Linked DNA regions of Homo sapiens: region 1 is linked to region 2. The links are chromatin loops, found by intact Hi-C in ENCODE. Cell type or tissue: mesothelial cell of epicardium. All regions are shown on one strand. Each heading gives the region's core, and the rest is flanking DNA. Links, peaks and the distances in the headings are about the cores only. Region 1 has its middle 14 kb from the start of LMX1A. Region 2 has its middle 58 kb from the start of LMX1A-AS2.

Region 1 (12,764 bases), core at 1,791-9,790, 220 kb after region 2:
GACGTGTTTCCATTTCCTCCTTTCCTATCCCATCAATAACTTATCCCCAATCCTTTTTCAACCTTAAAGTTCAGAGAGGAAAAAAAAATTGTCAGGAGGGTATTGAAGGTGAAGGTATTCCAGGTAGATGACATGGCTTCAGCAAAGGCATCCGGGGAGAAAGTCAAGGTAAGTTAGAAAATCTCTGTGCACAGAAGGAAATGGGGCAACACAGGAGGTTCGAATACTGGACTTTAAGTTTATGACTCCACAGGCCATAGAGAGCCTTTGGAAGATTGGGATTGGAGGAGTAAAATAATCAGGGGTTTGGCCTATGCTTATTAATTCTGGTATCAGTGTGGCTAATGAATTCAAAGAAAGGAGAAGAGGGAGGTAGAGCAGATAAACTTAGTTACTCTAGTATAAGTGAGAAATTCAAGGTCTGGCCCAGGGCAGGGAAATGACCTTGAGGGGGATGAATGTAAGAGCAATATCAGAAATCAAGTCAAAAAGTCCAGCATCTGTTTAGCTGTGAAGTGAGAAGAAATGAAGGGGAAAAGGCATCAAAGAGGCTTGGGGAACAGTGTGGTAGTAATAGAAATAGGAAATGCAGGAGGAAAGCAGCAGGATGGGGTGCAAGAAGAAGTTTGGTGACTTTTCAAAATGTTTTCCCATCCATTATCTCATTGATTTCATATGCAAACAGAGTGAGATCCACCCTGAATGTCAGCTGAAAACTGCTCTGCCCCTGTTTAGAGCTGCCAAGTTTCAATGAGCAAACGTATGCCTTGATCCTTCTGGTGGTACCAGGGCACCCACTGGCAGGTGCCCTGCCCTCTCCAGGCAGCCCCAAAGCTTCGCCAGGGCTCAGCCACCCCATCCTGGCTCCGAGCCAGCAGCAGCTAAAAAGTGGGTAGTGAAAACACTGCGGCCTGCCATGCTTGCCAGGAACATGGATGGGTGTGCCCCGGAGTTCAGCCAGAGTCTCCCAGAACATCTGGGCAGGGTGGGGAGGGAGGAGCACAGCCATTGGAGTTTCTTTAGTGTCTCATCTTTCTTCCCGCTGGGTAGCAGGCTCTGGTTTCACCACTGACTCACTTCCAGGCACAGGCAAGTGGTTTCACCCCAGGCTGCAACTTCTCCCCTGAGCAATGGGACAGATAATATTTCTCACCTCCTTAGGACAGCAAGACATTAATGAGAGGGCTCTGCATGCTCCTGGCTGAGCCTCAGTTGGATGGCACAAGCAATTGCATAGAGAGAAGAAACACTGACCTAGTCATAAAAAGTCAGTCCTGGACGGGGCTCCAGCACAGAGCTGATCTAGCCTCTCACCTCGCAGATGAGGGGCCTCCAGTCTGTAGCCACAACCACTCCCAGCTGTCATCTGTTGGTTTTCAGATATATATGTTGGGGCCTCTTATGGATCCCTACATCCCAAGGAAAATCCAAATTTCTCTGCACAAGCTGGTCCCACTCAACATTTCCAGCCTCCTCTCCTTCATTCCCCTTCTCTCTTCCCTCCTCCTCACTCAACTCCAGGCGTTCACAACTCTACATTACACCCCCCCCACCCCGACACACACACACTGTGACTCAGACACTCCCCATCCATTTTCCTGGCACAGGTCTGTGCTCTGCTACCCAATCAGCAGTGTCCTCAGGCAGGAGTCCACTTTCCTTTCTTCTCTGCCCTGTTGAAAACCCACCTCTTAAGCCCTCAGACAGGTAATTAGCACCTCCTCTGCCTGGCAGGCTGTTTAGCATTTATCACAAGGTATCTCCAGTTTTCCTTTAGATATCTGCCTCCTTCACTAGAAAACACACAGATGTGTGACTTAGAGAGCTTAGTGTCCTCCCAGAGTCAGGCCCTGGTGACAGATGTGGGAAATGAAGAAGGAAAAATGCAGATTATAATAGGGTTTACAAACCAAGGGTGCAAAAAAAGGGGTACAGTGAAGTCTGCCTCCAGTCCCTGCTCTCTGCCCAGCTCTCCCTGATACATAACATGCCAGGTAGTAGGTTATGAGGTATCCTTCAGTTTCTTTAAGCATACACCCCAAAAACCACAACACAAATATAGATCCTTTACTTCCCGCTTTGTAACCCAAATCATAAACTTTTTTTTTACAGAGACCCTTTAAAATCTTTCAAGTTTCTCATATTCATCCTCCCTCTATTCCGATCTTCAACTCATAGGTTTAACTATCCATGAAACAAATAATACCACACATTTAATGTAAGTCACAGTACAGGTGCATCTTGCCTTTAAAAATGATTGAGTTCCTGGGAAATTATGTAAAATCACATTTGTATTAAAGTAGTCACATTTCCAGTGCATTGAAGGGGCATGTTGTTTAAAGATATTCAGGAGTGTATCTTCTTACCGATGAGGAAGTGGTATACTCTGCTACTCCCCAAACTGTTGATTCAGTTCAGATTTGCTAACACCTCATTCTTTTAGAACCCAGTAACACAGATTTAAAAGAGAGCAAGTTTCTCTGTCTAGTGAGAAAAAGGGTAAAATTTAGAGCCAGAGTTCCTCCCACAGAAACCCCTTCAAACCCCAAATACAGGGAACTGATAGCCCTGGTCGACCCCACCTTTTCATCTATGGAGCCAGACTCTGTGGACACATTTGCAGCTTCCTGGGGATTGGCAAGGTAGTGAGAAGCTGCTTCCATGATTTCAGCTTGCAATGGCACCATCTAATGATTTTAAAGAAATTTCTGTTAGAGACAGAGTCTCACTCTGTTGCCCAGGCTGGAGTGCAGTGCCATGATCATGGTTCACTATAACCTCCAGCTCCTGAGCTCAAGTGATCCTCCTGCCTCAGCCTCCCAAGAAGCTGGGACTACAAGCATGTGCCACCATTCCTGGTTAATTTTTTACATTTTTTGTAGAGGCGCGGTCTTGCTATGTTGCCCAGGCTGGTCCAAACTCCTGGCCTCAAGCGATCCTCCCATCACAGCCTCCCAAAACCCTGAGAGTACAGGCATGAGCCACCATACCGGCTGGCCACCTAATGACTTTAACTGTTCAAGATTGTAGATCAGGGGTCCATCAACTACAGCCAGGGGCCAAACCCAACCCATTGCTTGTTTTTTGCACAGCCTGCAAACTAAAAGTTTTTACATTTTAAAGTGACTTTTAAGATTAAAAGAAAAATATTTTGTGACATGTGAAAATTATATGAACAATTTACATTTCAGTGTTCATAATAAAGTTTTGTTAGGACACCTTCATGCTCCTTTGTTTAGTGACTGCCTATGACTGCTCTCACCCTACAGCAACACAGTCGAATAGTTGGAATTGCAAAGTCGAAAGCCTAAAATATTTGCTCTCTGGCCCTTCACAGAAAAAGCTTGCCAAACCCTGTTCTAAAAGATACTATAAGACCCAAAGTAGATGTCCAGATGAAACAGATGCATCTCTTTCAGCTTTAGGTGTCTGTACCCGGCCAAATAGGATCTCAGTGCTGAGACTTTTGTTCTTCTTGAAGAAAAGCATCGCCACCATGAACCAATGCTGAGAGATTCCTCATTTGCATCAGAAGGTCAAGCTAACCTTTCTCAGCTACTCATTCTTGGAGTTCAAGATGGGCAGGTGTAGTGGGCCAGCCAACCACCTCTGCACCCTGCAAGTCCCATTACCCTCCTGCAGAACCACAGTTGTCCACAAGAGGGCAGTAGCTCTCCTGTTTGCAGTTCTCTGGTGGCCTTCCCAGCTTTGGAGGGCGGCCAGCCCACCTGAGCGCTTTGCTAGCTGAGCCTCCATAGAACTTTCTCTAGCTGGATGGTCAGGAATGGGGCCATCTTACTCTGCAGAAACCTATATAAGCTTTCTGAGACCCGGCAGATAGTCCAACATCTTGGTGGCTTATCGTCAAATCTGTTATTCTTGAAGTGTCAGGAATTTTTTAAAAGAAAGGAAAAGAAATTCTAGTTTCATTCTCTTCTTGCCAACTCCCAAATCCTCTTTTGCTATATTCCAGCCCAGCACACTGTCCCAGTTTTTCAGCTGTTGTGTCTCAGCTCTAACCCCATTCTTCTCTATCCTGCCTTGCAACGCTGAAGCCGGGACCCTGCAAACCCCCTCTCTGCTTTGCCAGGTGGCTCATGGTAGGCTCCGCTAGGTTAGGGTGGAGGAAGGATGCATTTACTTACTAGAAGTTTGCTTGTTTGGACTTCCTTACTTCTACCTGTTGTTCTGAGCAACACCTAGAAATGCTTCTTCATCCCAGTGGTAGCATCCCACTGACAGCAGCTGAAGCCAGCTGGCATCTTCCCCAACTCATGCAGAGCTAGCTCCACCATGCCCACCTCAAAGACACTCACACCAGCTGCCTGTGCCCCGTCCTCAGAGGTCTGTGTCCTGAGTCCACTAGGCATCTCCTCCAAGGCTCTAATTTTTATCATTCCAACTTCTTCCTTCTCCTGTAGCTCCACTCTGCCCCAACAGCCCTATGGGTGGTAGGCCCTTTGCAATTGCTCCATTTATGGTAACCTAGTGTTCTCTTCCTGCATTTTCAGTTATGACTAGTTATCTATTCCTTATATTAAATTTTCTCTAATCAAGCAACTGGGGGTGGCTTTTGTTTCCTAACTGAACTCTGACTGATAGATACTTTTTGTCAGGACTAAAACTAATGAGAGATTTGATTGTGATCGTTGGGTCAGAGATCCTCCACCTGAAAAATTAAGTCCACAAATGCCCACTGTGCATCTACACGTGAAAGGCACTGTCTTGAAGCTGAGAAATGGGCACTGCTGATCAACTCGGGTCCCCTACTCCTGACCCTTACTCCGAGGTCTAACCCTGGTTCTTTGCCTTGTCCTGCAAGGCAGCTCCGTGACTGGTGCTTTGGAATGGTAAACAATGCAGGCCGACTGGCTGCCTCCCTCCCCAACATGTGTTCTTCCTTGTTCCTCTGGCCAACTGTCACCTAGCCGCCCCCCCGACAAGTCCCACCATCCAGACAAAGGAACGCAGAAAAATAGAAGTATAATATCTCCTGCCCCACAATGGCCTGGCATGAGAGTCAGTCTCATAGATCTCATCGAAAGGCAGACATCCCTCACTCTCAAGCATGATTCTTTCTAGACAGCACCTTACCTGGGGAGAGAAGAAAGACGCCACCTTGGGCACAGAGAAGTGGGCGCAGAACTTATCTCTGCGACAGCTTAGCTCGACTAAAAATGCCCAGCAGCAGATTTGGATCTGCACAAGGGAAAGAGCACGACGAGAGGGCAGGCAGGGGCTGAAGAGGGAGAAAAGGAGGCCGATGTGTCTCTGCTAAAAACAAAGCTGGACTCTTTGCAGACCAGCAACTCCCGTCAAAGCCCTCTCTTCAGGAGCCACTGAAATGAATCGTGCTGGTTATAGCATTTAAAAACAGAGCCTCCTCAGTCATCATCACTGGAAAATACAGACTCAACCAAATTATCTGGGATTCCTTTTAATGAAGCTTTGCCCCTCTTTTCCCAGAATGCCCCCACCAACGCTCCAGCGGCACTGGGCATTGCTGTGAACTTGAGCGCACCCTGCTGGCAAGTGGCTGCAAAGACACAAGGACCGTCTTCCCTGCCACATCTTCATGCCACATGTGTGCACAGCAGCTTTGAACTTGAAAGTTGTTTTACCCAAACTTTTGTTCTCTTTCCACACTTTTGTGGTGTTAAACAGATTTCAGCATCCTCATCTCCATCTTCTTTCTGGTTTTTCTATCCAGTTCTTTCTCCACGTGGCCCCTGCCCTGCTGGACCCCACCACAGTCCCCTTTTTGTTTCAAGACTATCTGCTTAACCCAACCAAGTCTTGGCTCCTCAAACGACCACGAGCAGCTCTTGGATTATGGACAATTGGAGGGGTGGGAGTTGGGGCAGGGATGGGCAAGGGGAAGAGATTCTCTCTTAACCCTCGGGCTTTCTGGATTTAGAGGCCTAGAAGAAGAGAACCAACCATAGGGAACTGCGCACAGAAATTACATTGAGAAAACCATCCCAGACCCACTCTTCCAGCTGACCTCAGGCATGAAAGCCCTGGACCAGAATAGCTAACTGGTCAACCCCTTTCACCTCTTCTGAGAGCTGTGGACTATGGCTCTGAAGAGGTGAGTGCCTGGGTAAGCACAGTCCACCCTATCCCACTTAGGGATGGATTCCTTTCTCAAGAATTTACTTCATTTCCTAATGAACATTAAGAATTCAAATTCTTTGATTTAGTCCCTGATATGGTTTGCATCTGTTTCCCCAACCAAATCTCATGTCGAATTGTAATCCCTAATGTTGGAGGTAGGGCCTGGTGGGAGGTGATTGGATTCTGGGGATAGACCTCTCATGAATGGTTTAGTGCCATCCCCTTCATACTGTTCTTGCAATATTGAGTGAGTTCACATGAAACCTGGTCATTTAAAAGCGTGTGGCATCTCCTCCTGCCCCTCTCTCTCTTGCTCCTGCTCTAGCCATGTGAAGTGCTTGCTCGTCTTTCGTCTTCTGCCATGATTGTAAGCTTCCTGAAGCCTCCCCAGAAGCTGAGCAGATGCCAGCATCATGCTTCCTGTACAGCCTGCAGAACTATGGGCCAATTAAGCTTCTTTTCCTTATAAATTACCCAGTCTTAGGTATTTCTTTATAGCAATTCAAGAACGGATTAATTCAGTCCCCTCTCAAGAAATTTCGAGGGGATGCAAATAGTTCTCAAGCACCCCTCTCCACTCGAGCTGTCAAGTGCACAGTGCCAGTGTGTGAGGAGCCCAGATCAAAGCCAGGTGTGGGGCTGAGAGGTCAGGAATTACTCTAGGGGCTTATCTCCCCCAGCTTCTGTTCCAGTGTCCACTAACAAGGAGATCTCTTGGATACCTGGATAGAAGACAAGTGCCTTCCCTTCAGACTGCCCTATTTCTAGGATGGCAGATATAAGGCCTTCATGCCACCCCCAACCCCACCACACACACACACACACACACACACACACACACACACACGCTCCCATCGAAGATCAACTCATTGATCACAACAGTGAGCTGAGATGCAGTTCAAATTCCTGCTCCACAGTGAACACAAAATAGCCACTTCAAATCAGATTTAGCCAGACTTCTGGCTACCTCTGGCCTATTTTAAAGTTAGGATCCTCAAAGCACAAATATGTGATTTATTGTCATCTGGAATATTCACTATTCCAAATCTGAACTCAAAATCAGCTCTGCTATGACCTTGTAAAAATCTCAAGTTCCTCTCCATCTCCTCTTTTTTTATAAATTTTTATCTGTGCTCCTTTGGTGTGTTCTTGAACATGGTCCCACCTCAGTGCCTTTGCACTTCTTCCCTTCAGCCTGTTCCCTTTTCCCCCGGATGCCTCCATGCCTCCTGCCTTCACTTCTTTAGGTCTCATTCAATTACTGCCTGATCAGAGAAAGTGCTCCTGGATCTCTCTAGATAAGCCCATACCCTCCACCTCCATCTCCACACTGTCTTCTTACCTTGTGTTTTCTTCATAGCATTAATCGCCACAAACCTATTATTTGGTTATCAAAGAGCTGATTTTCTGTTTCCCTTACTAGAAGATAAGGTCTGTGAGAGCCTCATCTTGTGGTTTGCTTGTTGCTGTTTCCACAGTGCCCACAGTAGGCTATTAATAAATGCATGCTTAATGGATGAATGAATATGTGGGTAAATAAACAAAGGAAGAAGTTTGTAAAGGGGAAAACTTTCGCCTCACTCTTCAAGGGAACCACCCGCTCTCTGCATGGAGCGACTTGCTACAGAGGTAAGATACAAAAAGTGGAAAACCTTCAAGTGAGGTCTTCCTCACACAGCATTCTTATGTACCTCGAGCAAAGTTCATAGTAATAATTTAACTGTGAATGCAAACATCCCTATTCCCTTTTGCTGATATAAGCACAAAAATGTACAATATAAACAAACATACAAAACATACATCCTCAACACGTGTAAAATGCCTCACTAATTCAGGCTAATTGGACATAAGGCAAAAGTGAATTACTGGAAAGTCCAGACTATTAAATTTTGTAATAGAATACACTTTGATTACTTTCAAATTCAGGGCACCCTCCTTATTCAACACTCAGACACTTAATATCTCTTTAATTCAATTCAACTGCCAAGAAAAGCCACAAACCCAGAAATAATCAGGAAGTCCTTCAGGCATCAGCAGCAATGAAAGTAGCCAAAAATAGCCCCAAAAGGGAAATCTGCTGAGATTCAGTTATTTTGCTAACCAAAAGAAAGTGCTACTCTCATTGACTGTTCAATGCCTATACAAGTAAAACTTTACCAGCACCCAAGTCAAAAAGAAAAAAAAGGGGAATCAGATACAATAATAACAGTAATAATAACAACTACAACATTAACAACTAATATTTATTGAACACTTAGTACATGACTCTATTCCAATTGCTTTACATGTATTACTTACATAATCTATATAACAACCATATCAGGTATCAGGTATGTGCTATTATTGTCCACATTTTATAGATGATGACACGGAGGTACAGAGAATACAATAATGAAGGTGGAAATAAAAACAAATAACAAGGAACAATCGGGTGGACAGCGATGGCCTATGTCCAGAGAAGTAGAAGTTATAACTTAGATTGGAAATATGCTGTCAATCAAAGCAGATGATGATGGAGAATAGAAGTGGCCAAGAGGGAAGACAAGTCAAATACACCAACTATAGAAAGCCCAGTGCAGAGGTATTCAGTTCTGGGACTCCCCTGTGACTCTACGGTATCACTGTTGTGTTGGTCCGTTTGATAACCAGGGAGTCCGTAAGTCAGCCTTCCCCCATAAAACCTCCACAGTGATTATGAAGACTATAGAGTGCTCAATTTCTTTGAATTTTCACGAACCAGGTATCCAGAATATGACTTGCCTAGAATTCCTAGTCCAGATGTGTTGACAACTCAAATTATTGCAGGACTGGGCTAAATTTTTGGATTGTTATAACCGGCCCATTTATTTTTTGCAAAGAATAACTTTAAAATGCCTTGAATGTTACTTGGCCTCAAGTAGTTTAAGCAATCTCCCTATAACTTTGTTCTCACTGTTCGCTTGCACTATTTTCTTTTTTCAGTGCGAATATGGATTTCAAATTGGAACATTTTTGTATGATCACCAGTTCTGAATTCAGTAGACCCTGGGCTTGTACGTGTGCATATTTTTCTTTCAAATCTGGACCATCCACGATCCTTTGACAATAGCTGCTGCTATCTGGTGTGCAAGCAGAAACTACACATGAAGGTGAGTTTCTCCACTGCTCTGGGGTCACGGGGGGCAGGGACGGGCTGGTAATTTGGAGGTTTAGGGCCAGACAAGTGGTCCTTTTCCGCTCACATGTGAAATCTGTCAGCTCTCAGCCTGGAACTGTAAGCAGAACAAGTGAAACTTCCTAGGTTACCGCAGCTCTTTCCAAGCTGTTCCTGCAGAGCAGGATGGGATGCACAGGCTGTGATTCCTGGGAGATGTCCTAAAAAGCCCCTGAAAGAACCCCTCTTAGCCCACGCCATGTCCGGTCCACAGTGTGTTGGACATTCTTACCTGACACTGATTTTTTCCTCCAGGTTTCATTGAGTAATTTGTAAGGCAGCTCTCAAGAATTATTTCCATTCCCAAATCCATCTTAGTTGTTTTTCTAACTGAGGCTGTGGCCCCAAAGTACCTCACGGAAGCCAAGCCTCTCACTCACACATGCCACAGGTCCCAGCAGCACTTCCGCCTTGAGGCAGACCCCAAGCCTAAAATGTACGCATGAGATCTTGGAGGACACATTTCTGTAGTAAGAATGTATCTCTAACTGCTCCAGGAGCCCAGCTCGGCCTTATCTGTTTCACAGGGTGCTGGAGGGACTCCCCTCTCCAATCACAGGCCAGGACTTCCGGGGTGTCCTCCCACCATCTCTGGCCCCAGCAGAGTTAATTCCAGGCATGGATGTTCAAAGTCTTCATTACCCTGTGATGCCCATATGCACCTAAATGTGGGAACTGACATTTTCCAGACATTTGTGCTCCCTTTTCAAGTGCCGGCGCCCTTAAGAAACGGAACTTGGTGTACCTGCTTTTCCTGTGCGGGTGGCCTAGCAGAGACCAGAGAGAATGGACCTTGTTCCCCGGAGGGCTGCTGCCTCCACAGGGACACCCAAATTATTCCAACCTCCAAAAGGCAAAGCTAAATGAAGTCTTGTATTCAGCCTTTGTTTAAAGATCATGTTCATGAGGTTTTGCATCATTCTAATACTTGTGCATATTATGTAATTCACACAAAGTGAACAATGGTTAAATTTTCAGGAGTAGAACTTAGAGTAAATTTTTCCCTTCCATTTACTTTTTCTGTGAACATATATTTTTAATACCCTTGTATTACCATTAGAAAGCAGAACATCTTTCTTTAATAAAAAGAAACATATAGATTTTGGTTTTGACAGGAGCTGATTCCCTGTGCGTTTTAAAGTTTAAAAATATTTTAATGGCTTATTCCAAGTTTGTGTTATTTAAAAGGTGATATTTACATTTAGCAAATTGACTTACTCTAAAGATTCACCCGATTCAGCTTTGTGCCTGTCTGTCGCCAGACTTGTCCACCTGGGAGGGAGGAGTGGCCTCATCTCTCCCCTTTCTGGCTGTCAGTCACCAGCAGGGCCCAAGCACACAGACCTCAGACTTGGCATGGTCCCTTCACTAAGCTCCCTGTGGAAAATTTTATAAGTTGCTATTTTTCTTTACCCTGAGAGATGCACGAAGGCCAGACACGGTAGTCTTGGTTTTGCAGGTGAGAAAACCCAGCTACTGGGAGTTCAATCCCAGTGGATTTCCCAGTCACTTGAACTACTGACAGCAGGTTTCATGTTCGGTCTTTTAAGGCTGATTCCCTGGGCTGAAATCATCTGACAGACTTCCTAAACTGCTTTTAGAGTCGTCATGGGTAACTTCCACTAGCCCTCTGGGAGGAGAATTAAAAACATATTTAAAAAATTCTCACAAGTTAATCACCTTCCAAAATGAAGTCACCCAAATCGATCTCAAGATAAGCTTGACAACAATTAGAGCTTGTTTCCTTTCGAGTCAATTGCACTAGCAAAAATCTCACCTTTATAGTACTTAACGAAATTGATGGGACCCTGCAGCCATCCTGTGTGTTTTGGGGAAAGAAGCAAGGAAAGCCAACCATTGAGGTAAAAGACCCTCTTGACCCATCCACCTAAAACCATTCTGGGCTGCTCTGTCTATGGGGTAGACATTCTTTATTCCTTTACTTTCCTAATAAACTTGCTTTCACACAAAAATAAGTAAATAAATAAAATGAAACCACTCTGACTTCCACACTGCCGCCCAACCTCCACTGTTAATTACTGGCCACGCCCACCGGGCCTTTCAGTAATCAATGGTCTCTGGTACTTTTTGTGGCCCCAGTGGTGCTGACCAATGCACTGGGTGCAAGATTGCTTAGTGCCAGCAACCTTGGCCAAGGAAAGCAGAAATTTCAGGTCTGTGCCATGGGTGCTTCCAGGTAGACACAGTTGTGGTGGGAGCACAGGACAATTCCTCTAAGTAAGACCTAACCTGGTGTTTTCCGATCATTCCAAAGTGGCATCGAGGGAAGCCCTTAAAGAAAGTGGTCGTGGTGTCCTTGAAACGTGGCTCTGCCTGTAGCCCCTTGCCTTATATCCCCAATTACTTGGTATTATATCCTCATTTTTCATCTGTCCTGTATGTCTATAATGAGCTAAATTTTATAAGTCTATTTTAGGCAAGGATTTCTAATTTTGGAGGCTTTTTAAAAATCGTGTTGTGTATGTCATTGCTTCTTAAAACATAAAACGTTTTCTTTTTGTAAGCTCATAATACTGCACAAATAATTGGTGGAAAACACCATCATAAAACATTTTACGACATGAGCATACAAGACCATTGTCAGGGTGAGGCAGCACAGAATTACAAGAAGAAGATCGCCAGTTAGATTCCTTATATTTACCTTAAAGGCCGTGCTTGAGCATACTAACAATTAATAACATTAAATACAACTACTGAATAAATGAGTGTTTCCGCATTTGAGTTGGACAACAGACCAGTAAGTGGGGTGGGGCCTGTCTCTCACCTTTCACGGCCCAAGACCCTGAGCCTGGCTAACTCGCTGCTCTGCCCGAACCGCAGGCTGCCTGGGCCGGGGACGCGCGGAGGGGCCCCCCGCAGAGGGCGGGCTCAGCCGGGCAGAGCTCTCGGGGGCGCCCCGCGCCCAGCCCCGCCGGCTCCTGCTCTCCCCGAGCACGCGGCGTTAGCTAATCTTCTCAGGGACTGCCGAGGCCCTTTCTCCGCCAAACCGCAGGGAGGGAACAGCCCGAGAAGGGAGGGGGCTGGGAAGGGTTTGTTGTTGCTTTTTCTGAATTAAAAGAAAACAGGGACTAGAGCAAGGAAGAGAGCGAAGTTCAAGGGAGAATCTGGCAAGTCACCTTGGGCAGCCCCTGGACCGCCGCCAGAGCTCTCTTGGAGAGGGTGAGGACGCCGAGCGTGTGATGAGCGCCTAGTGAGTATTCACTGTGCATGATAGATGACTGGCCTGGAATCCTTCCACACCACAAATTTGTTCCTCTGTACACCCAGGCAACCAAAAAGCCAAAAGAAATGGGGGATTGGGGAGGGGACTGTCTAACTTCAGTTTCTCCCGGCTGCTGGCACCCGCGGCCTCAGAAGCTCTTAGCCCCGCCCCCCATTGTCTTTGACTCTGCTCCCTCCTTGGCCTCCCTTGGCCCCCGCCTGGTCCTGGAAG
Region 2 (12,764 bases), core at 1,866-9,865:
ATTGCACAAGTAGGTGACATCACCTCTGCCTTCAGAAAGCTTGCAAGAAAAAAGAAAGAGCCAGGCACAGTGGCTTATGCCTGTAATCCCATCATTTTGGGAGGCAGAGGTGGGAGGATTGCTTGAACCCTAGAGTTTGAGACAAGCCTGGACAACATGGTGAAACCCCTGGCTCTACAAAAAAAAAAAAAGTAGCTGGGCATGAAATAGCTGGGCATGGTGGTATGCACCTGTATTCCCAGCTACTTGGGAGGCTGAGGTGGGAGGATTGCTTGAGCCTGGAAGGCGGAGGTTGCAGTGAGCCAAGATTGCACCACTGCAAACCAGCCTGAGCAGCCAGACCCTGTTTAAAAAAGAAAAAGAAAAAAGAAACAGGAAAGACATTCTTAAGAAGTTATAGATCATTGACTAGCAATTTCAAAACCACTATAAAAGATGCTACAAGACATAAATGATTAAGTGCAGTGTGAGTATATCAGAGTAGGAAAGTAGGGCTGCAGAGGACAGGACAGTCTCTACAGAGGACTGAGATGAAAACTCACAGTGAAAAATGAGTAGGGATTATATCATTAGAGAGGAGAAGGAGGCATTGCAAACAATAGAAAAAGAAAAAAGAAAAGGAGGTGGGAATGTATGCAGATATCAAGGAGGCAATGCATAGTTTATTCTGGATGATCCAGAGTGTTCAAATCACATAGACCAAGTTGAGAGCAGACTGAGCAACGCATTGAGACTGTCCTAAAGAACTTTGATATTATTCTCCAGATTGCAGGAAATCAACCATGCATTTTATTCATTCATTTATCCAGTTCACACTTATGGAGCACATACTGTGGACCAAGAACAAGTATCAGCTGCGAGCTCAGAAATCCATGAGATTAGTCCTTGCTCTTCAAGCTTTCACTGTCCAGTAGGGAGAGCCCCATAGAATCAGATAATAACACAAATTAGGAAATTCTGTGATGAAATTTTGAACAAGAAAAGTGGAGGCCAGAGGAAGCAGCACTTGGCTCTCCTTAGAGGCACTAAGGAAAAACTCCGCAAAGCTGAACTCCTTGAGCTGGGACTTCAAAAGGGGTGGACAGACTGAACGAAGGCTCTGTGCTGCACTCTGTGGTCATACAGGGCTGCCTCCCACTTCTTTCCTTTCTCAACCATCATGTGTCATGAGTGAATGAAGGAATATGGAAAGAAGGAAGGCAGGAAAGGAAGGAGAATGGGAGGAGGGAAAGAAAAAGGAAGGTAAGGAGAAAAGGGGAGAAGGAAAGAAGAAAGAAGAGGGAGAGAAAGTAGAGGCTATAGGAGGGGAGGAGGGTGGAATGACATTCAGAAGAGGTGACAGAGAGCCCTGCAGAGCATTGTTGTGTGCACATGGATGGCAACCCTAGAACGGGCATATATGGGGTGTCCCACACTGCAGCTCTCAGGGAACAGCAGAAAGATATTCTTCCAGAAAAGGGCAAATTTTTCTAATATTTTTTGAGTAGACTGTGTGTTGCTGAATGTATGCCTAGCTCTTTGCTCAGGAACAAGTTTTGTCCCCTAGGCAAAGAAAGAGGAGGTGATTGGTCCTTGCTCTGGCTTGAGGGGCTCTAAAATTTCCTGCCTCTGTGCTGTCCCACCCTCCTAGGCTGGGATGCTGCAGTTGGCCTGACTTCACCATCTCATAACTGCCATCACTCCTGGGTCAGGAAACAAGCAGGGCTCACTGGCTTCAGGGGACCACAGGTAACAGGTGCGTATGTCAGCTCAGAAGCTTTATTGTCCTTTCTCCAGAGCACGAGAGTCAGCTTTTACAAGGCAAAAGAGGTGGTTGCTTTAGAAGATGAGTCCCACAAGAAAACGTATCTTACTAGGAAAGCTAGCCTGAGATGACTCCAGAAATGAAAAAGAGGAAGACTAATTTTTTCAAAGCAACTAAAGTCTCAATGTTCAGTAAATAATTTATTTGGATAATTCATTTGCAAAAAGAAAGCGTTCAACTTCTAGGAGATCAATTAATTCTATGTAAGGAGCGATTACAGTTCAGAAGTAGATTTCAACTTTCTTTTGCCATATATCTGTCTTTTGCCCTGAGATTTAAGAGAGATTGGCCAAGCCGGTGCGGCGGCTCATGCCTGTAATCCCAGCACTTTGGGAGGCTGAGGAGGGTGGATCATGAGGTCAAGAGATCGAGACCATCCTGGCCAACATGGTGAAACCCCGTCTTTACTAAAAACACAAAAATTGGCCAGGCATGGTGGCAGGCAACTGTAGTCCCACCTACTCATGAAGCTGAGGCAGGAGAATCGATTGAACCTGGGAGGTGGAGGTTGCAGTGAGCCAAGATCGCTCCACTGCACTCCAGCCTGGTGGCAGAGCGTGACTCCGTCTAAAAAAGAGAGAGATTGGCCAACTTGCCAAGATCATCTTCCTTTCTTTTTCATATCTTTATTCTTTCCTTCCTTCCTTCCTCCTGTTCCACCCTCCTTCCTCCTATTCCATTAAGCATCATTCTTCCATCTCTTACCACCAACTCCTCCCCCTGCCCCAGGTGGAATTCCACCTAAGAAGATCTGTGCTGGCCTGGGACTCTGAATTAAGTGGGCTTGGGGGTTATGTGGCTTTAGCACCCGCTATAAACAAGTTTCCCTCTCAGTCAGTTTCTTCTTACTACAAGAAGGACCTCCAGTATGGCTCCTCCTGTGGTTGGATTCCAGGTCACTGCTGTGCCCTGTGTAATTTAGGAACCTCTTTGATTATACAGGTGAATAGCTCTACTTGTTTCTCGAGCAGATGTTTGGTTGAAGTCCCTTCCCTGTGATTATGACTTGCTTTGGTCAAAAGGAAAGTAACTTGAGAAAGCTGGGTCCAGGAATGAAGAACAGGGAGGCAGCCACAAGATGAATTTTTGAACTCTCCAGACCACATTTTTGACTATACAATCCCTGAACCAACCTTATTATTAAGTATAATTACCAGCCCCAGGCATAAGCTACAGAGCCCCTACAGAGGTACTGTAGGTACCCCCAAGTTAAGCTATGTTTTTTTCATGCATGACCATCTTACCAATTGAGGAGTTATGAACCCCTGGGTAATCAATTGGGTCAAGGTGGCTCCAAATACCAAAAGACATTGATAGGATACTGAGAAATGTAAAATATCCATCATTAGAACTTAAGAGCTAAGTATATCCAGGCCTCACTTAAAAACAATACAGACGTGTTTTAATGCAACATGTTTTTTTCCTGACTATTGATTCTTGGAAAATAAAGTTTCTTCCCAAACACCTGCATCAGCTCCAGACTGATTAATATGATGGTCCTCTCAGGAGGTGGGAATGGGTATTGGTTTAAGGATGATTAGTCCCTATTTCATATAAGGCATACTGATCAGATAAATTGTTGGCAATAGATCCCTCTCATATAATTGCATTAATAGAAAGCACATGGAAGAGAGCCATTTCAAGGTCCAACAGCTCTGTGAGGTAGATATGATTCTTAATCCTACCTTTCAGGTAAGAAAACCAAGATTTAAGAGAGATTGGCTAACTTGACAAGATAATCTTCATTTCTTATCTTCCTTCATTCCTTCCTCCTTTCTCTCCTTCATTCCTTCCTTCCTTCCTTCCTCCCTCCCTTCCTTCCTCCCTCCCTCTCTTCCTTTCTTTGTTCCTTCCTTCCCTTCTTCCTCCTTTTCTTTATACACTATATGCAAGTCTCTATAAGCACAACAGAGAACAAACAAGACAGAAAGTCCTGGCCCTTATGGACCTCACATTCCAGTGGGGGGTAAAACAATTTTCTCTACATAATATGCTACGATAATGCCAGGTAATGAAGAGCTTTGTAAAATAATAATAAATGGGACAAGGATAGAGAGTGGGGATGGTGGTAAAAGGGCTTTTATTTAATACAGATGCTCAGAGAAGTCCTCTCTAACAAGATGACATTTGAGGAGAGACTTGAATGAAAGACAGGAGGGGCAAATGAAAAACATGCTTGGCAAGTGTGAGGAAGACCAAGAAGGCCACTGTTACTGGAGAAGAGGACAGGAGAGAGAATGATAGGAAAAGTAGCCAGAGCACATATGTATAGCGTCTTGGAAGCCACAGTAAGGATTTGGATTTCAAATGTGTAATGAGAACGTACCAGTTGCTGGGGAAGGCTGTAAATGGACAATAGTGGAAGCAGTTGGTGGGGGTGGGAGGGCAAGTTGGTGTTTTGAATAGAAAGCCACGCAGTAGTCCATGCTTGGGCCAGGGTGGTAATGAGAAAGGTAGTGATAATTGGCTGGATTCATGTTATCTCTGAAGCTAGGACCATAGGATTTGTCTCAGGACACAACGAAGTCTAGACTTTAACCCAGGCAAGTTGGCAACAGCCCCACATACCCACCCTCTGGCCAACACACTAGACAGTAAGTAGGTTTTAGTCTCACTGCAGCCACCCCCTCAATCCTCCTATTTCTATTACCCCCGTGCTCTCTGCTGCCACCTAGTGCCCATGTGCTGCCTTCAACTCCTCCCAGCCCTTGCCCTGAGTGGGGTGCCCATCAAATACTTAGGAAGAAAATGTCACTTCTCTGGGCCTCAGTTTCTTCATCTGTGAATGTTAGGGCTGGGATAATTGCCCCTAAAGCCATTTTCAATTCTTACTTTCCACGGTCGTGATCTCTTCCCTATGATGTAGGCAGGGAAAATGTTAAGATTATGGCTACCTATGTTTTCCCTGTAGGAATATATTTTTTAAATGTTGCCTTGGCAGTTCTTGAGCACCCTGCTCTAGTGCTCAGAAAGAATCAAGGTGCTCTGGAATCATTAGGTCTTGTTGCAAAGTTGGGATTAAACTAATTAACATTATATAAAATCTAAAATTGAGTACCTTGAAAGAGAGTTTGGTTGCTCTCCAAAAAATTAAATAAAGAATTCCTGTGTGACCTAGCAATTCCATTCCTAGGTATATATTCAAAATAATTGAAAATAGGTACTCAAACAGACCTTGGTACACGAATGTTCACAGCAGTGCTATTCAGCGTAGCCAAAAGTTAGAACAATCCAAATGTTCACCAACAGATGAATGGATAAACAAAATGTGGTATACCCATAAAATGAAATATTACTCTGCCATAAAAAGGAATGAAGTGTTGATAAATGCTACAGTATGGATGGACCTCAAAACATTATGGCAAATTAAAGAAGCCAGACTCACAAGCTGACATATTGTAGGATTTTATTTATATGAATTATCCAGAATAGATAACCCATAGAGACAGAAAGCAGATTGATGGTTGCCAGGGACTGAGTAAAGGGTGGAAATGGGAAGTGACTGCTTAATAAGTACAGGGTTTCTATGGGGTAATGAACATATTTTGGAACTTGATAGAGATGCTGGTTGCACAGCAATATGAAAGTATTAAACGCCACTAAAATGTACAACTTAAAACGGCTAATTTTGTTATGTGGATTTCACCTCATTAAAAATGTTGATGTAAAGGTAAAAGTGTTGATTCACTTCCTCAGTCCCACTAGGCTCATTTCAAATGCTCAGTGGCTAGCGGCCAACATATTGGGCAGCACAGATGTGGAATATTTACATCATTGTAGAAAGTTCTCTTGGACAGCACTGATTTAGACAATACATGGTCTCTGACACGACCGTGGGGAGGTTGCGGGAGTAGAGGAGGAATGAAGGCATTGGAGGAATGAAGGCAGGAGTAGAGGAGGAATGAAGAGAGTTCACATTGGTTCGTGCGCTTCGTGGAGGCTCCATGTGCACCATGGAATGTACTGTTCTCCCTCGCAGAGTGGAGAGCCTCCTCAGTGCTACTTTCCAACAAATGCCCACCAGAGGGCACTCTCACACCCCAGAAAACAGAAAACTAAAAGGACGTCAGAGTGCAGGGACTTAACATTTTTAGCATCCAGAACTAAACTAGTGGTAATAGAAGTTCATGGAAAGCAAACACTATATGAGAAGTTCCATGTAAACTCTCCCACTCTGACTTGAGAAATTGTTCATTTTGGGGGGAAGCTTTCCTTCTTGGCTATATTGGGTCTCAGCCCAACGTGAATTTGATGAGTATGTAGAAAGGTTGCATGTGTACTAAATGCAAATGTACGAGCTAAAGGCTAGAGTCCTGTGGCCCAGGGATGAAGTTGTCCATCCTTGCCCTGCTGCTTTGTTTGCTCCCGTTTTCCAAAGCTCTTGCCGACAGCTTAATGGCTGGTGGGCTGTGCTACCATTAAACCACCATGGGAAATTAAAACTCTACAAGCATTCAGTGTGGTAACTCTCTAACTAAGGCAGCAAGCCTTTGCTTAAAATAAAATAAAAGAAAAATGTCTGCTTCCAGGGTAGGAACTATACCTAAAGCATGATTTTAAAAAACATTTGAAAATTATTATCTCTTCTGGTGAGCATTCTGGTGAGCCAGTGTGAGCATTTATACTTCATTGTTTGAGTTTTTGCATGAATCTTCTCCAAAGCTCTTGTAATCAGAAAGTTAACCAGGATGATAGTTTGGCTCTGACATTGCTGGCGTCTTGCAAATCTAAATGTGAAAAACCGATCTGGCAGTTTTACACTTGGAGAATAACATTGTATAGGACTCAACTATTGCCTCTACCATTTGGCTCTTGCGACACTAAGACATTTTTCCTTCTCAGAATTTGGAAATGTTTTGGGTTAAAAAAAAATAAACTCACACTTCTCTAGATCTGGAAGAGCTATTTCTGCAAACTCTTCGGGACAGGGTATAAATGTAGCCTGCCATTCCAGTGATTGGGTGGTTGGTCTCATGGACAGAAATGGTGGGTGTTCCTTCTTCCCTTTCTTCTCTCCTCTCCCCCTTCCTACTCTTTCTCCCTGTATCTGAGATGGATTTATTAAATTTGGAACTTTTTTTTTTTTTTGAGACAGAGTCTTGCCTTGTCGCCCAGGCTGGAGTGCAATGGCACACTCTTGGCTCACTGCAACTTCCGCCTCCCGGGTTCAAGCGATTCTCCTGCCTCAGCCTCTTGAGTAGCTGGGATTACAGGCATGTGCTACCATGCCCCCCTAGCTTTTGTATTTTTAGTAGAGGAGGGGTTCACCATGTTGGCCAGGCTGGTCTCGAGCGCCTGACCTCAGGTGATCCACTTGCCTTGGCCTCCCACAGTGCTGGGATTACAGGTATGAGCTGCCGCACCTAGCCTGGAGCATTCTTTACTAATTCTCAGCTCTCTGGAAAAAGTGGACAAAACCAGGCTTTGGCCTTGGGTTAATATCTGCCAGAGGTGTTACAAAGAGGGAAAATTACTAGCTGTTACTCAACGGAGTATTTAGAAAGAAGATATTTTAATATTGTCCTTTTATCTAGTGTCTTATCATTGTTTGTAGGTATGCAAATTTTATATTCACCTATTTTGTAATATACATGCTTTTTAGTTCCTGAAACCCAAGACCAAAATGCCATTTAAATCTCAAAGGACCATCACCTCCTCACTTTCCCTAGGTGACATTAAATATCTTCAGCTCTCAAAAGTATTGCATACTTTTGAGCGGCATGCAGGCCAATAAGCTGAAATGGGCTGGAAAGCAGGGAATCACTAGCCAACTCATGCCCATTGGCACAATTTTAATCTATGTTTTAAAACAAAATTTTCAAAAGAGAGAAAAATATATGCAGCATTTACCGAAGAATGTTTCACACACATGCACAAGAAAAAAAACAGTCTGAGAAGGATTGAGGGGAAAAGCGTACTCGGTGGTCAAATAAATTTGGAAAACACTAAGTGTTCACTTTTTCTCTTGGCCATTCACAATTTATATCTATATGGTAAAGGTCTTGAGAAACTGCATGTAGCAGAAGTTATTAATGCTCTACCCAGATCCTTGGAGATCTTTTACAGTTCTTTGTGCTCATCCCAAGCTTTGGCATTCTTCACAACTTTCTTCAGAGTATTGGCGGATGCACAGAAAGCCTAAAGTACCTGAGAATTCACAGTCCCTCAGGAGGCTCATGGTCAATGACGACAATGATGGGCAGATGTTGAGAAGCCTAACCCTTTGCCTTTAAGTAGAACAAACTCTGTGAAATACTTCAAGCCCCAGAGCTGCCTGGGCCTAAGTGATCACCTGAAATGGCACCTGGTCTTCGTTTCTCCCTTCCCTATCCTATTTCCTACTTCATTGGCTGCTTTTGGGAGCACTTTTTTCATAAGTTCCTTGCCCATATGTCCTCACTTCAAGGTCTGCTTCTGGAGAACCTGACCCACCATGCTACAAGGAACCCCATTCAATTTTGTTTAACTCAGGGTTTTAGTCATGCATTCATTAAACAAACTTTTACTGAGTTCCTATTGTGTGTCCATGTGTCCTAAAAGTACTGGACCGTGGATGGCTAATCATTGGCCGATTCATCCCACCGAGCGTGAATGGGTGAGTTTTCTCTCCCATGTAACACCTTTCAGATTTGGGGGAAACTAAAATGCCAAGGAATTCACTTTCGGAAATGCTGACATACAGAATTAGATTTGGCACACGTAAGTCACACTCTCAAACCATGTTGTACATTCCTCAAGGGAAAACCGTGGAGGTGCCTTTCTTTTTATCCACGTTATCATTGCTCAACCCTGACTTGCACCTTGAATCGCATCTCAAGCAGTTGTAATGGAACATGCTCTGGACATGGACTCAGAACTCCTGAGTTCTCATTCATCTTCAAGAAGTGAGGGGAAGCTGGAGGAGAGACAACCTGGTGATTAAGATGTGATGCTGGTAAACGTGGGGAAGGCTAAAGTCAATTTTGTGGAAGAATACAGTTTTGGCCACCTGGCAATTTTGGAAAAGATTTACAAAAGAGTGTTGCATAATAATTTCTCCCAAGAAGCTCAAAGTTCATCCCAGATGTGGTATAATCCATCTCCAAACATCCCTATGAAGCAGAAAGCATTTTAGAAGCTCACAGTGTGATTTTTAAAGTCTGTTTGATCAGTTCATATAACTTGGCAGTCAACGCTTATGTTTGATGTCACATAGGAAAACTACCCAGGTGTTTTGAGGCTGGATTGACTGGGGAAAAACAATCTGAAGGTGGAAGTGGAGTCAGGAGACACGCTTTCTGTCCCCACCTTTTCTCTGCCTGTCTTTCTCAATTGAGCACACTTCATAGAAGTTTGATGTGACAGGATTATAGCTAAGCCAGGGTCTCTTAAAAACTAAGCTTGGTCAGGGAGAAGCAGCAGAGAGAGGCCTGCTGGCTGCTAAGGTAAGCACAGTGCACACAGTGCCTCTTGATGCTGCCTGAAGCCAAGTATCTGGACTCCATGCTTCATAAAGTAAGAAGGTTAAAAACAAAAAAACCCCGTTTCTACTAAAAATACAAAAAATTAGCTGGGCGTGGTGGCGGGTGCCTGTAATCCCAGCTACTCGGGAGGCTGAGGCAGGAGAATGGCATGAACCCGGGAGGCGGAGCTTGCAGTGAGCCGAGATGGTGCCATTGCACTGCAGCCTGGGCGACAGAGCGAGACTCCCTCTCAAAAATAAAAATAAAAATAAAAATAATTAAAAAAATAAAAACCTGTTCCTTATACTTTTAAGAGAAAGGATTAAAAAAAACAGATGATCAAATTGTAGGTAATATGGTATATATGTGCATATCTGCATTCTGGTCATATCCTAAAAGGCTAAAAATGCCTGCCCTAGGTAAATGGAGGAGAGTAAAGACTCAGAGCAGGTCTTTGGAGTTGGTGACCACTTGGAGAACTGTTTCAACAAAGCAGAAACCTAACTTCCAGGTTAAGGAGTGTGTGGTGGTTGCGTGCAAGCCCCCAAGCAACTCCAAATAGGGTGATATGTGATCAGAGTCAAATGAAGGACACAAATAATCAGAGGGTTAAGGATTCAGAACAGGAAAGATGCTATAGAAATGGCAGGGTCATAACAATGTATCAGGAAACATTAAGGCTTGCAATGGGCCTGAAGGTAAATCTGAGGAGCTTGGTTATAGATTTTAAGAGTCTCATCCCAGGGAATTCCCTGCCTGTTTACTCTGAAGAGAAGGTGCTCTGAAATTCTAATCTTCACTCTTCTAAGTGAAAAATCCTGGAAACTCTTCCAAGACTTGCACCTTAGACCAATCATCATGGTCTGCTGTTGACTTTCCTATCATCTGATCTTTTGCCTCATTTGCTGTTCATCCCATATTATCTTTCACTTGCCCATGACCCCTCCTCAGTGGTGGACTTTTATTACCTGCTAAGGGCTATTTTCCTGCTTCATAGATGGTACCTTCTCATTGAGTCCTTACGCAGTGGAAGGGGCAAGGCATCTCTCTGGGTCTTCTTTTACAAGGGCACTAATTCCATTCATGAGAGTGGAGCCCTGATGACCTGATCACGTCCCAAAGGCCCTACCTTCTAATACCATCACCTCGGGAGGTAGGATTTCAACGTATAAATTTTGGGCAAATAGAAGTATTCAGATCACAGCAGCATGTGTGAGGGAAAAGGGACCTGAATCTATGTGTATAGTAATGTCTGGGCACTGACACTGGTATGACCACCTACCACAAGACAAATATTAAATAGGACAATGTCTGTAATACTTTGCTAGAAGGCTATACTACAGAAGGGTATAATCCAAGATGAGTGCCGTGATAGAGCTGCAGTTACAGAGCACCCAAACATTATCACACTCTAATCATAATCACGTCTTCCACACCTGACCGGTAGGGAGCACACATGCTGCAGAGGTCAGACATATCTTAGTGTAATGGCGGAAGCTTTGTAGTAAAAGTTAGGTAGCCTGGGTCCAAGTCCCGACCTTACTCCTTTTTAGTTCCGTAACTTTGAGAAAGGGACATAAGGTGTCTAACCTTGGGTTTCCTGTAAAATTGGGACAATAAAATTCCTGCCTTGTTTACTTCAAAAGGCTATTGTGAAAATTAAATGAGATAATGAATGTCAAAGCATGTTGCGTACTCTGAAATAGTATACAAATGAAAGTTCTTGTAATATAATTGATATTTAATTCTCTCCAAAGCAGTGCAAGATGGGGTAAGAATAATCACCATCATAACGGTTAAATTTTTCTCTTTTATCATGATGTTTTTTGTCACTGAAACATCATTTCAAACTACAGAACAGTTATAAGAAAGTACAAAAAAATGCCCATAACACTTACATTTTTCGCTTTTATAATATCTTGATTTTTTGTACATCATTTCAAACTACAGGAAAGTTATAAGAAAGTAAAAAAATGCCCATAATAGTTACATTTTTCTCTTTTATAGTATCTTGATTTTTTTGTATATCATTTGTAACAGAAAAGTTATAAGAAAGGGGGGGGAAAACCTATAGGTTTGGGAGGCCAAGGAGGGTGGATCGCTTGAGGTCAGGAGGAGACCAGCCTGGCCAACATGGCGAAACCTCATCTCTACTAAAAATACAAAAATTAGCTGGGCATGGTGATGGGTGCCTGTAATCCCGGATACTCGAGGGGCAGGGGGCTGAGGCAGGAGAATCACTTGAACCCGAGAGGAGGAGGTAGCAGTGAGCAAAGATCACACTGATGCACTCCAGCCTGGGTGACACAGGGAGACTCTGTCTCAAAACAACAACAATAACAACAACAGCAACAGCAACGAAAAGCCCATCGGTCTTTTATCGGGATGCATCACATGCATCAATTAGTAATGATTTGCCCCATTTGCTTAACCATTTTCTCCCTTGCCCCCTCTCACTGTCTTGCTTTGATTGCATTTATCATGTCCCTTTATCCCTGAATACCTTGGTATATATTTCTCAAGAACAAGAACATTCTCCTATATCCTCTCAGTACAATTATCAGAATCAGCAAATTTAACATTGATATAATGCTATTATTTAACCCACGGTCCATATTCAAATTTTGCCCCTTCTCTCAAACTGTCCTTTACAGCTATTTTTTCCATTCCAGGATCCAATCTACAATGATGCACTTATTATCATGATTCTTTAAGCCTCCTTTCACCTGAAACATTTCCTCAGCCTTTCTTTGTCCTTCATGATTTGGGTATTTCTGAGGAGTAAAGGCCGGTTGTTTTGTAGAATGTTTCTTATTTGGGGATTGTCTGGTGTTTCCTCATGACTAAATTCAGGTTGCAGAATTTGGACAGAAATGCCACAGAAGAATGCTATGCCCTTCTCAGTGTATCACAGCAGAGGCATGGCTCGTCAGGTTGTCTCGATACTGGTACAGGCAGCTCTGATCACTTGGATAAGGTGATGTCCACCATGTTTCTCCACTGCAACATAATTACTATTTTCTCCCTTTGTAGTTAAATATTTGTGGGGAGAAACTTTAACATGATGTAAATATTCTGTTCTTCGTAAAGCTCACAACCACTAATTTTAGTATTCATTGGTGATTCTTGGCTGAGTGAAGTCTAATGGTCACAAGTGGTAATTTGTTAACGCCGTCCTTTCTTCTACTTTGTAAAGTTAGAATCATAAGGTGGAACTGTTCCTTCTGCCCCATTTATTTATGTATTTATTCATTTATTTATAGACTCATGGATTCTTCTTTTGCTCAATAAGTTTTAATCCATTAATATTATTGCATTTGCTTGGATTCTCAAACATCTCAGATTTGGCTAGTGGGCACCACTTCAATCTGGATCCCCATCGTTTTGACACGCTTCCATCATTTCTTTGTTAAGCACTTCCTTGCTTTCTGACACAAAAAGCTGGTCCAGGTTTATCTTGTATCTCCTCTGCCCTGTAATTCTCCATTTCTCTGAAGGGATCTAGTCAGGTTCTCTTT

What was found. Hi-C counts contacts between places; a loop is a spot of excess contacts. Peaks named below come from ENCODE experiments on the same cell type or tissue, not always from the same donor. Only the 100,000 strongest peaks of a DNase experiment are listed, where the experiment ranks them.
Region 1: it touches region 2 in a loop (8-fold over the local background); 69 of 110 quality-filtered maps call a loop at or near these places.

The regions. Positions count from the first base shown.
Region 1 is chr1:165,363,916-165,376,679 of GRCh38, forward strand. No RefSeq gene overlaps it. Among named protein-coding and RNA genes, the nearest start is that of LMX1A, 14 kb to the left of the region's middle. In mesothelial cell of epicardium, for the core only: CTCF peaks have their summits at 3,661 (motif pointing right), 5,530 (motif pointing left) and 5,729; DNase peaks (open chromatin) are centred at 3,686 and 5,506.
Region 2 is chr1:165,139,171-165,151,934 of GRCh38, forward strand. No RefSeq gene overlaps it. Among named protein-coding and RNA genes, the nearest start is that of LMX1A-AS2, 58 kb to the right of the region's middle. RefSeq lists a silencer at 5,800-5,849. In mesothelial cell of epicardium, for the core only: CTCF peaks have their summits at 4,490 (motif pointing left), 5,817 (motif pointing right) and 6,018; a DNase peak (open chromatin) is centred at 5,811.